Linked DNA regions of Homo sapiens: region 2 is linked to region 1. The links are chromatin loops, found by intact Hi-C in ENCODE. Cell type or tissue: CD14-positive monocyte. All regions are shown on one strand. Links, peaks and the distances in the headings refer to the core of each region. The heading gives the core; the rest is flanking DNA.

The links. Peaks named below come from ENCODE experiments on the same cell type or tissue, not always from the same donor. Only the 100,000 strongest peaks of a DNase experiment are listed, where the experiment ranks them.
Region 2: a loop joins it to region 1, with 6 times the contacts of the local background. A loop is called at or near these places in 1 of 110 quality-filtered maps.

The regions. Positions count from the first base shown.
Region 1 is chr11:115,706,100-115,711,475 of GRCh38, forward strand. All of the region lies in intron 2 of LINC02698 (long intergenic non-protein coding RNA 2698), which reads left to right. Among named protein-coding and RNA genes, the nearest start is that of LINC02698, 49 kb to the left of the region's middle. In CD14-positive monocyte, for the core only: no CTCF peak of the experiment used is centred there; DNase peaks (open chromatin) are centred at 842, 1,632, 3,392 and 3,892; H3K4me3 peaks cover 2,225 bases; H3K27ac peaks cover 4,241 bases; H3K27me3 peaks cover 15 bases.
Region 2 is chr11:115,934,856-115,940,231 of GRCh38, forward strand. All of the region lies in intron 4 of LINC02703 (long intergenic non-protein coding RNA 2703), which reads left to right. Among named protein-coding and RNA genes, the nearest start is that of LINC02703, 18 kb to the left of the region's middle. In CD14-positive monocyte, for the core only: no CTCF peak of the experiment used is centred there; no DNase peak of the experiment used is centred there; H3K27me3 peaks cover 1,164 bases.

The DNA.
Region 1 (5,376 bases), core at 282-5,281:
CTTCTTGGCCAGGTGCGGTGGCTCACACTTGTAATCCTAGCACTTTGGGAGGCTGAGGTGGGAGGACTGCTGAGTCCAAGAGTTCAAAACCAACAGAAGCAACATAGCAAGACCTTGTTTCCAGTACAGAAAAAAATAAAATAAATAAATACATGAATAAATTAATTCCTTCTTTTTTTCCTTTCATTAAAAAAGCATAAGCCGGGTGTGGTAATGCATGCCTGTAATCCCAGCTACCCAGCTACTCAGGAGGTTGGGGCAGGTGGATCGCTTGAACCTGGGAGGTGAAGGCTGCAGGGCACTCCAGCCTGGGTGACAGAGTGAGACCCTGTCTCAAAAAATAAAAGAGTATAAGTTACTTACCACGAAAAGTTGTCCTGATATTACTTTCCTCTAAGACCCTTTAACAGCTCCCTGCAACACTTGCCTTGGGAAATGGAGGTATTTACTGGCCTCCAGCAATCTTTTCCAGAGTCCTTAATCCACTCACAGAGTCACATTAGAAACAGATAGGAAAGAACCCTAACAGGCCAACCAGTAACTTTAATGACAGCATGGGCTCCTGTGTGAGTTCATTTGCCACCATGCTGCAACGCTTTACTCTCTTGCCCTTTAAGATACTCTGCTGCATCTCTAGGTCCTAAATCCAAGCCTCCCTAGCTTTGTCTTTGGCTCTGGGTCCAGAACATTGCAGAGAACTTGGAATTGGTTTCTGCTTTGTTGTTTCTTCCAGTGTTGTCTGAAAGCATTGTCCTTTCCTTTACTAAGAAGTGCTGGGAGAGGACTTGTGCTCCAGTGACTCAAGCTGTAAAGCTACTTCCTTTCCTCCTGCCTGGCAGGACATTAGGGGATATTTCTAAGTCATGAGATGGTCTGCCTGGGTAGTGCCAGGGATCAGCTCACCCTCTAAATTTGGTAAAGAGCTAGGTGGAAATAAGGGTAGAGGCTTTCTTTTGGAGCTTCTCTGGAGAGTTTCCTATACCACAGTCCTGGTGATTTGTAGCTTGAGAACTCAGTCAACCCTGAGAGAACCTGGAGGTGAGTTTTTGGGAGGAGGGCCAGGCATACTGAGTATTATTTTTTTTTTGGCAAATCCAGTGTCTTAATCTATTCAGGTTGCTGTAACAAAAACATAGACTGGGTAGCTTTTAAACAACAGAAATTTGTTTTTTTTATAGTTCTGGAAGCTGGAACATCCAAGATCAAGGTGCTGGCAGATTCAGTGTCTGAGGAGGGCTGCTTCTGGGTTCACAGACAGCTGCCTTCTCTCTGTCCTCATAGAGTGGACAGGGAGAGTGAGCTCTCCAGGGCCTCTGTTAGAAGGGCACTAATCCCACTCATCAGGGCACTGACCTCATGACTTAATCACCCCCCAAAGCCCCCATCTCCTAATACCATCACATTGGGGGTTAGAATTTCAGCATATAAATTTTTGGGGCACACAAACGTTCAGTTTGAAGTACCCAGTAGCTGCATAGAAATAGAGCCCACCCCCAACCCCATCCCAGAGAGGCTGGAGGTGGAGCTCAGAGCTGATCATGGGAGATTTGCAAGGGCAGGTCATTGTGGTTAGTCGACGGACATTTGAGAACACATTTCATGCTGAGTCTGTGGGTAAAAAAATACTTCCCTATGAGCTGATTTTAGTGCTGCAATGGACCTCATCTCTGTGAGTCAAAAGGTCATCCTCCACAGCCATCATGTGACTGCAAATCAGAGAAAAGTGGAAACAACGGGCCTCCAGAAGTAATTTTATACACCTCCTGCCTCTATTGCATTAAATCCAATAGACTGATAGCTAATGATTATTGAGCACTCATTATCTGCAAATACCATGCTAAGAGAATTATCTTATGCATTCCTCCCAACAACCTTCTGAGCTTGTTTTCAGTTTAGCAGGCAGGAAAACTGAGGCCCAGAATCACTCATCAGGTTGACAGAGGTGGATGCCAGTTCAGCCTTAGCTGGATTCCCAAGCCAAGCCTCCTGCCCACCATGGACTGCAGCCTTCTGCAATGTGCTTAAGAGTGCCTTAAGCACCTGAGCACAGGGTGCCTCAAACTGTTGGTTTCTAGATGCCCCTGGCAGGACCATCTCAATCTGGACATTGCCATGAGCAGCTCTAGGGAGCTGTTTCCTGCCTCCCTTGCTAATAAGTCCCAGTGTCCCATCACCCAAGCCAATAGAGTGATCCACTAGCACTACAATGCAGGCTCATTTACATTTTACATAGTCTAGTGGGCATATTAAAAAATTAAAAGAAACAGGTATCCCTGTAACACAGGCTGTCTACATAAATAATCACATTACAATGGTACTTCAGTGCATAGAAAAAAATCATTCAAACAGAATCAATTCATTGATACTGATATTGCCAGTGATGTGTTTTTAATACTAGAAATGACACATGTTCCCCAACACATGTACTATAGCATAGCAATAACATTTTATGGGATGTGATGGTTAAAGTGAAATGTGGTTCTATCAAAACAATAAAGCTGTGTTGAATACAAAAATAGTTTACACCGCTTTCAATTTTTTTTTTTTTTTTTTTTGAGACAGTCTCGCTCTGTCACCCAGGCTGGTGTGCAGTGGCACGATCTCAGCTCACTGCAAGCTCCGCCTCCTGGGTTCACGCCATTCTTCTGCCTCAGCCTCCCGAGTAGCTGGGACTACAGGCACCCGCCACCACGCCCAGCTAATTTTTTTTGTATTTTTTAGTAGAGACGGGGTTTCACCGTGTTAGCCAGGATGGTATCTATCTCCTGACCTTGTGATCCTCCCGCCTCCACCTCCCAAAGTGCTGGGATTACAGGCGTGAGCCACCGTGCCCGGCCACTGCTTTCAATTTTTAATTTAAATTAAATAAAATTAAAATTTCACTTTCTCAGTAGTGCTAGGCACATTTCAAGTGCTCAGTAGCCGCCTGTGGCTTGTGGCTACTATGTCAGACGGTGCAGGTTGAGCATCTACCCAAAATTCATCATGATGGAAATGCACTTTCTGTGTCCTGAACAAAGAGAAGAGAAGTCAGACTGGAGGAGAGGGTCTGTGCAGAGGCGAGGTGGAGAAAGAGGCTGGGATGGTGTGAGGGGCTCATAGGAGAGGGAAAGCACTGTTGATTTTCGAAACGGAAAACCGTATGACGAGAATGGCGCTTTGAGAAGATTCGTCTGGATGCATCGAGCAAAGTGGGTGGTAGGGACACAGATTAGAAGCAGGAAGACCAAATGCATGGGGATGGGAGATGATGAGGCCCTGAACAACAGTGAGGGTGGCCAGAAAATGAAAAAAAAAGAAGTACCTGAGAAAGATGATGAAGAGTTACTATGACGAGTCAGTGAATGAATAAGGGGAACAAGAAATGGGGAAGAGGTGAAGATGACCCTGAGGTTTTAAGCCTCAGACAACGGAAAATGGTAACACCACTGATAGAAACAGGGAAGTCACGGGCAGACATGCTGGGGCTGGGCGGGGTGGGGTGGGGGCGGGGGAGGAGATGTAGGATCAGTTTTGTTTTGAACAGGCTGATTTTGTGGTAATCTCTTCCACGGTTTCGCCTCATTTTTTTTTTTTCTCTCCTTCCTGACTTTTCGTCCTCTCTCTTTCTCGCCCCCTCCTCCCCTCTTTCCTCTTTTCATTTTCCCCTTTCTTTCCTGCCCCCTTCTTCTCTTGATTGATCACTTACTTATCATGCACTAGAGACAAATAAGTTTAATGGGCATTTCCCAGGCCTGAGGAAGAACCATTGAGAGGGGTCGGGTGCACGTCTTTGTCAAAGACAACAAAATAAATAAAACGTCCCTTTTTGCTGTTCCTGGCGTAACTGTTGGAATCTGGCCTGGTATGGGGAGTGGAGGTGGCAGATGAAAGGAGAACAAAAACAGTTCATGAGTATTGACTGCATGTGTCAGGCACGGTTCTAAACATTTGTGACCAGCATCTTACTCAAGGGCATTAATTCCCATTTAGCAGGTGAGGAAAGTAAGGCAGGGGCGTGATGAAGTGCCTCACCTAAGGGAACACAGCTGCTAGGTAGTGGGGCGGGATTTTACTTGCCCAGCGTTTCTGAGTATCCGCCCTGAGCTAGGTAAAAGTGGCGGTCACCTTCCCTTCTTGAGGGGTACCTCACTTCTCCAGATCTTTCTGAAAGGCAGGCTCTTCGAAGCCCCTGGGAGGGTTTTCCTTCCACAGGTGGGCTTAGTGACCCAGCAGGGCCTGGAGCTTATGTGGGAAGCAAAAGACCTCTTTCCTCCTCCCAGTAGAAGGGAAGGCAAAATAGGAAACACACTCCTCGAGTATCTTTCCTCATTGTTAATCAGGTGACTGCTCCCAGGGATCTGTTTGCTGTAAATGCTGTGTGTTGATGGTGTTGTTCTAATATAGTCACCCACGTGCAAGTACATCCCAGTAAAAAAAAAAAAAAAAAAAAAAAAAAGGCCCTTAAGTGAAATAGGAGATGGGGGGAGGCGATGGAGGGAAGAGGAGATGGGAAATATTGTACTGCTCCTGTACAACAGCTCAAGGGATTTACTCTAGGCTGTCAGCGCCAAGTGAATATTGCTTATTCATGTGCAATCTAATCTTCCCCTCTGCCCAGAGGCTGAGGGCAGCAGGGGTGACCTGGTTGCAGAGGGACAAGGAGAAGATGGGGTCGGAGGGGGGTGGGCTTTCCTATGAGTGCGTGCTCAGGAGGGCTAGTGTTGGAAGAAATTGTTACTTGAATGGCTAGGATGGGTGCAGGGGGCAATGGTGGGGAGGGGGTACATAGGGGATGAAGATGGACTGGTGATCAGACACAGGACCCCTTGGTGGGCTGAGGAAGTGGCGAGGGTTGTGTGGCTCAAACATCTGGGGGATGGGAATTCCAGGAACCCCTCCAGCGTGCTCCCTTGGGAGGATGGTTGAGCCGCAGATTGATGCACACGCCCAGGCAGAGAATGTCTTAATAACCCACTCGGTGGGTGATGGATTATCAGAGGAGGAGCGGCGGAGCTCCGGCTTGGCCACCCCGAAGCTCCGACTCGATAACGTGATAATTCACTCAGGGGCACGGGGAAGAAGATTTCCCAACTGCGGCTAACCAATGTTGAAGACCTGAAAACAGCCACTTGGGACTGCTTTTATGTTCAGCTGTCGGCTTAGAAGCAAATGTCTAAGAGAACCTGGACACAGATCAAACGAATGTGCCGGGAACCGTATGCACTGCACACATCTGCTATTACGTCCCGCTGAGGGCCTGCGTGCCCAGCCTGCTCTCCTCCAGTCATACAGGAGGGGGGAATCGGGAAAGAGGAAGATCCCTCGGAAACACCTGATAGGGCCCATGCTGCAGCTGGCCTGGGTTTGTGGAGCAACTCTTGCACAGAAACATCA
Region 2 (5,376 bases), core at 285-5,284, 230 kb after region 1:
AGGAGAGAATAAAGATGTAAATGCAAAAATAAATTAGAGTAGTGTAGTTAAAGAAGTCAAAAGTCCTGGAGAGAAAACACAGGTAGGTGGGTAATAAGAATAACACTTTTGCCCTGATGAAACAGTGGCAGAACAAAGAGGGTATCAGATGCCAGGTTAAGAATGTTAGACACATTTTGGCCATCCATTGGGAACCATGGAAGATTTCTTAGCAGTTTATGATGCTTAAACATCTTTGGGAAGAATAATCTTGCATCTATGTGTAAGGTAGTTTGGAAGGGGGCAAGATAGACAGTAGAGATAAAAGTTAATAGATACGAGTCCAGAAGATGGCAATTAAAAGCTCGTGCTGAGGCAATCATGAGAAATCCATGAGGGGACAATGCTGGAGAGCAAGTCTGATTGGAATAAATAGGACATGGTTCTAATAACTACACACTAAGATGAGGGGTGAAGAGTCAGAAGTCATTGCAGCTTTGTGCTTTAATATTTGGTTGAGCTGACTTTGGAGAAAGGATGCTGATGGTGTCAATCTCCCTTTGATCCACCTCTGTCTGCAGCACAGCTGTAGTGGAGAGTCCCACAAGGCCTCAGACTCACCCAGCTCTTGACCTGCATCCCACCTTGCGGGCTTTCTGTGCTTCTTTCCACATTGTGCACTAGGACCCTCTTCAAAACCTAGGAGATTGCTTGGACTGACCACAGAATAGCTTGAGTGTAGGGGAGATAATGCCCTGGGAGACTCCCAGCTAATGGAGAATGGGATCAATGCTGAACCTTCAGTCCTTCAGAAGAACAATTGAAAGCATCTGTCAACTTCTCAGGAGGTCCCAGTGGAATGGAGGCTCCATTGCCCACAGCACTGATCCTGATGATGTTTCTCACATCAGTGCTTCCTGCTCCTGACTAATTCTCCCTGCTCAATCACTGTTACATGCTGGGATCACCTCCCATATGAACTACCTGCACTCATTTCTTGCCTCAAGTTTTGCTTTTGGGAGAACCCAGGACAGACATACAGGTGGAGCTCTTCCAAAAACAAAGGTAATTGAGTCCAGAACTCTAGAGAGATGCTGGGGTTTGAGATATTTATTTCTAAATCATCTACACGGACAAGGTAATTGAAATTAGGGAAGTAAATACAATTGTCTAGGGGAAAGAATATGGAGAAAAAAGAGAGAAGGGAAGAAAATCAGACCTTGGAGAATTTTCCATCTGGTAGGTGGGAAGAGAACAAGCAACTAATGCAGTAGACGGAGAATAAGAAGGGCAGAGAGATGGTTGTGGTAAAAGTGAAGGGATCCTGAGAGTGACCATCTGAGATGAATGCTGCAGAGGCCCAAGGAGGATGTGGCATTTAGAAAGTCTTTGAAAACCTTGCAAGAGCGATTTTGTTGGTGACAGTGAAAGCCAGTTGCAAGTGTCAATGAGGTAAGGAAGTGGAGGCCCAGAGCATGGATTGGAGGTCCCTAAACCTGGCTCTTTGGGTGGCTTTAAAAAATACCAACATCTCACAATAGACCATCTGAAGTAGCATCTCCAGAGAGAAGGGCTTCTCTCTCAATTATATTGAGGGGAAAGAGAGGTAAAGTGATAGTCCGATAGCTTGAGGTATCAAGGCATGGAGAAGTATTAAGAGTAAAAGAGAAATAGAGAAGATGTATCCAAGGTGGAGAGAATTAGTCAGTGGGAAGGAAGATGTTAAAGATGCAAGATGGTGGGGAAAATGTCTGGAGAAGGACTCAGAGGAGAAGGGATCAAGAACATGACTTTCCTAAATTTAGTTTTAATAAAGAAGATTCATTCATTCACCCATTCAAGGGGCATGGGCTAGGTTCCTCTGTGGCAGGGCACTTTGCATAAAGAAAGGGCAAGTTATGGCCACTCCCCTCTAGGAGAGAAGGAGGTAGAAAGAATCACTAGAAAATTGTTAGATTTTAGGATAGAAACATTTGTGGTATTTTGAATAGTGCCTCTGCCCACATACCTACTGAGAGACTCAGGAGAAGGTAAATTCCCAGGGCTTCAGTTTTCTTAGCTTTAACCACCACTCTCCTGGGTTGCTACAATAATCACACAAGAACATTGTGCTAATGTGCCCAGCACAGTGATGAGCACATAGTAGGCCTTCCAGAGAGCTTAGTTTTCTTTATTTTGGAAGCAAAATACAATGACACTGCAGAGGAAGAAATGTTTTACTCTGCTCCAAGGGCTAAGTAAAGCTTTCCAGAAAAGCTATTACTCAAACTAACTTGGAGCTGAGAGGGGAAAAGAAAGGCCATCTGAAAATTTGGGAATCATTGGAGCAAAGAGCAGGGCAACTGGGGAAGGTAAATCAGATGGCTCTTGTCTTCCAATAAACAGAAAGCAAGGTTGTCATTTAAGGGTACGTAGTATGGGCTACATTGCATCCCTCCCCTGCCAAATTTATATGTTGAAGTCCTAACCCCCAGTACTTCAGAATGTGACTGTATTTGGAGACAGAGCCTTTAACAAGGAAATTGACGTAAAATAGGGCATATGAGTGAGTGAGCTTTAATCTAATAGGACTCCCTATAAGAAGAGGACATTAGGACACAGACATGCATTAGGAGAAGGCAGCCATCTGTTAGACAAAGAGAGAGCCCTTGGAAGAAACGAGCTCTGCCAACACCTTGATCTTGGACTTCTAGCCTCTAGAACTGTGAGGAAGTAAATTTCTGTTGCTTAAGGCACTCAGTCTAGTATTTGTTACAGCAGCCCTAGCCAACTCACACAGTAAGGGTGTGGGATAGCAGCAGATTGGAGAGACTGAGGAAAATGAGGATGGTTTGGAAGAACTCTGATGGGGAGGTCAGTTAAAGCTAAGGAAATGGTTCCCGAAGAGATGGTAGCCCAGCTCACCTTATGGATTGTGGGTGGGCCCATGACTTTTTTTCTCCTGCAGTGTTTGCTAGGGCAGCAGGTTGAACCTGGGCTGTGTTTGGGTTCTGGCACCAAGGGACTCATTGGTCAGGAGAGTGGGAACTTCCAGACTGGCTGAGGGCAGGTGAAATGACTGGCCAGGGGCACAGTCTCAGGGAGACAAATGAGGCCAGAAAGGACATGCTCCTCTCCTTAATCTGGGAGATTAAGGAGAGTTCTGGAATGGGAGAATAACTGGATGATTAAATGTGAGGGAGTGGGAGTTTGGAAAGTTCAGAGACTGTATCACAGAAGGGTAGTGGGCTTGGAGGTATGCTCATGGTTTAAAAATAATGGACAGAACTTTGTCATAACATGTGAGGACGGAATAGAATGGTACAGTGTCAGATTTCCCCATGGAGAGTTAGGGTAATGGTATTCTCCAGCTTCCAGGCATCTGTGTTTTAACAGCAATGTACTTCAACATCGTGGCTTGAAGCCCCTTGTTGTTGGGTGGATATCTGAGGCCTTGGACCCTTAATATCTTCCTAAAATTATTATGCTCTAGTGGGGCTAGAATCTATGTCTTTTAACTTCCAATTTAGGACCCTTGACAACACTGTTCCCATTAGTAAGGCCATGGTGGTCAGGGCACTGGCATCCTTCCTCCACAGAGAGATCACGTTTAAGAGCCATTTTCTCACACCCTCTCCAAAGCCCATGAATTCACAGAACTCGTGACCAGGTACAGGCAGGTGAGACTATGAACCACATGATAGAGCTGCTTCTTAGACTCTCATACTCTATAGCCCAGACCTGACTATAGCCCTGAAATCATCCCTAAGAGCTTGGAGAGGAATGGAAGGAAATGGGAATTAAATATCTTGGGAATGTCTTCAACCCAGGCCATTTTCTGTCAAATCTCTGCCTTAAATGATTTTCTACATTTTTGTTAAAGATATTCAGATTCCAGTTACTCTTGCAATAAGCAATCATGCCCCAAGCCTAGGAAAGAGCCTGGCACCAAGCAGGCACTCATTAAATGTTTGCTGAGCTATTATTAAATGCTCAAGTCTTACTACCTGGAAGTTCTTCCTTATATCCTGCCACCAACGTATTTCTTATAGTGTGGTTAGCTGATGGTTTCCGTATTCTCTAGCAACAGTTCTTAGCTTACTTGTCAAAACACACTGGTTTGCCTCATCTGTTTTGAGGTACACTGCAAGTAATTTGTTACCAATAATAAAACATCACATCTGAGAAGGTGATTTTGTAAATAGAGAAAATTCGAAAGAGTGCTTATTGTAACGTCTCTCTTGCTTTACTTGCATTTCAGTTTGCTTTCTTGAGTGGGAGGGTGGTGGTAGAGTCACAGCTGGATAACAGGGGATTGTGTATCACCTCTGTTAAGGCAGTGGGTGTGTTCGGAATATGTCACTTTCACCCGAGTGTCCTGACTAAGGAGAGAAACAGCTATGAGACTCACCGTTGGAACATTCGCTCCTCCACATGGAATAGATGGCTACATCTTTAGCTTTCTCCTTGCCAGGATAAACATTCACAGATCTGCCCAGTGGCTGGACATTCAGCACATTCCTGAAGAGTATTTTAATTGGCTGAGTGGGTCTCTGAGGACCTGCCCCCATTAGCAGGAGAGTGATTCCTGAGTGTTGCCCAAACATAGCAAATGCAGCTGTGTCCTAACAACACAGTCCTGGGGACCTCTGGAACCACATCTCCCTCCACAGCCTTGGCTATTTCAAAGAGATCATTAACAAGGTAGAATTGGATGCCCAGAAGGTCACTGCACAATATACATTGCTACTGTCTTTTAATGGACTTTCTCCAGACATGGCGATTCTTAAACTGCAGCTTCGGCAGCTGCTAAGGACAGGGAGAGCCATGCTGTCTGCAACCAGAGCCACCCTGCCAGTCCTGTTGAAGCAGATCTGAGCTTGGGCAGATGGATCAGGCTTGGAGAGGGGAGGAGGGGAAGTGGGTTTAAGGGGAGGGGGCATCAACAGAGAAGCTAGGCAGCCCTCAGAGGACTTTGTTATTGATTTAGCGTGAGGACTGAAAGTGGCAGGCAGGCAGGTGGCAGGGGCGGGCAGGAGGGGAAGACAGGTGTAGGCAATTGTGGGCAGTGATTAGCTGGGGTGGTGCAGATGTGGCTGGGGGTGTCAGCTGGTGGTGATTAGCATGGGTGCTTCTGAGAAGTGTTGCATCAGATGGTGGTTTCAGAGTCCAGATGTGAAAAGCCAGTGGTCCCTGCCTTCCCCTGCTTCCATACCCCTTTATACTCTCCCTACTCTCCCGAGCACGCACTTGCACTTTCACCTTCCCTGCCACAACCACCCCTTTCTGGGCATTCCTCTCTAGGTGAAGGGCATGGACATCAGATTGTTCTCCCCTCAGTCTTCAGTTTTTCAGCTAAGTTCTGACATGACGACACAGACTGAACACCCTCAGACACCAGGCAAGACGAAATCTACA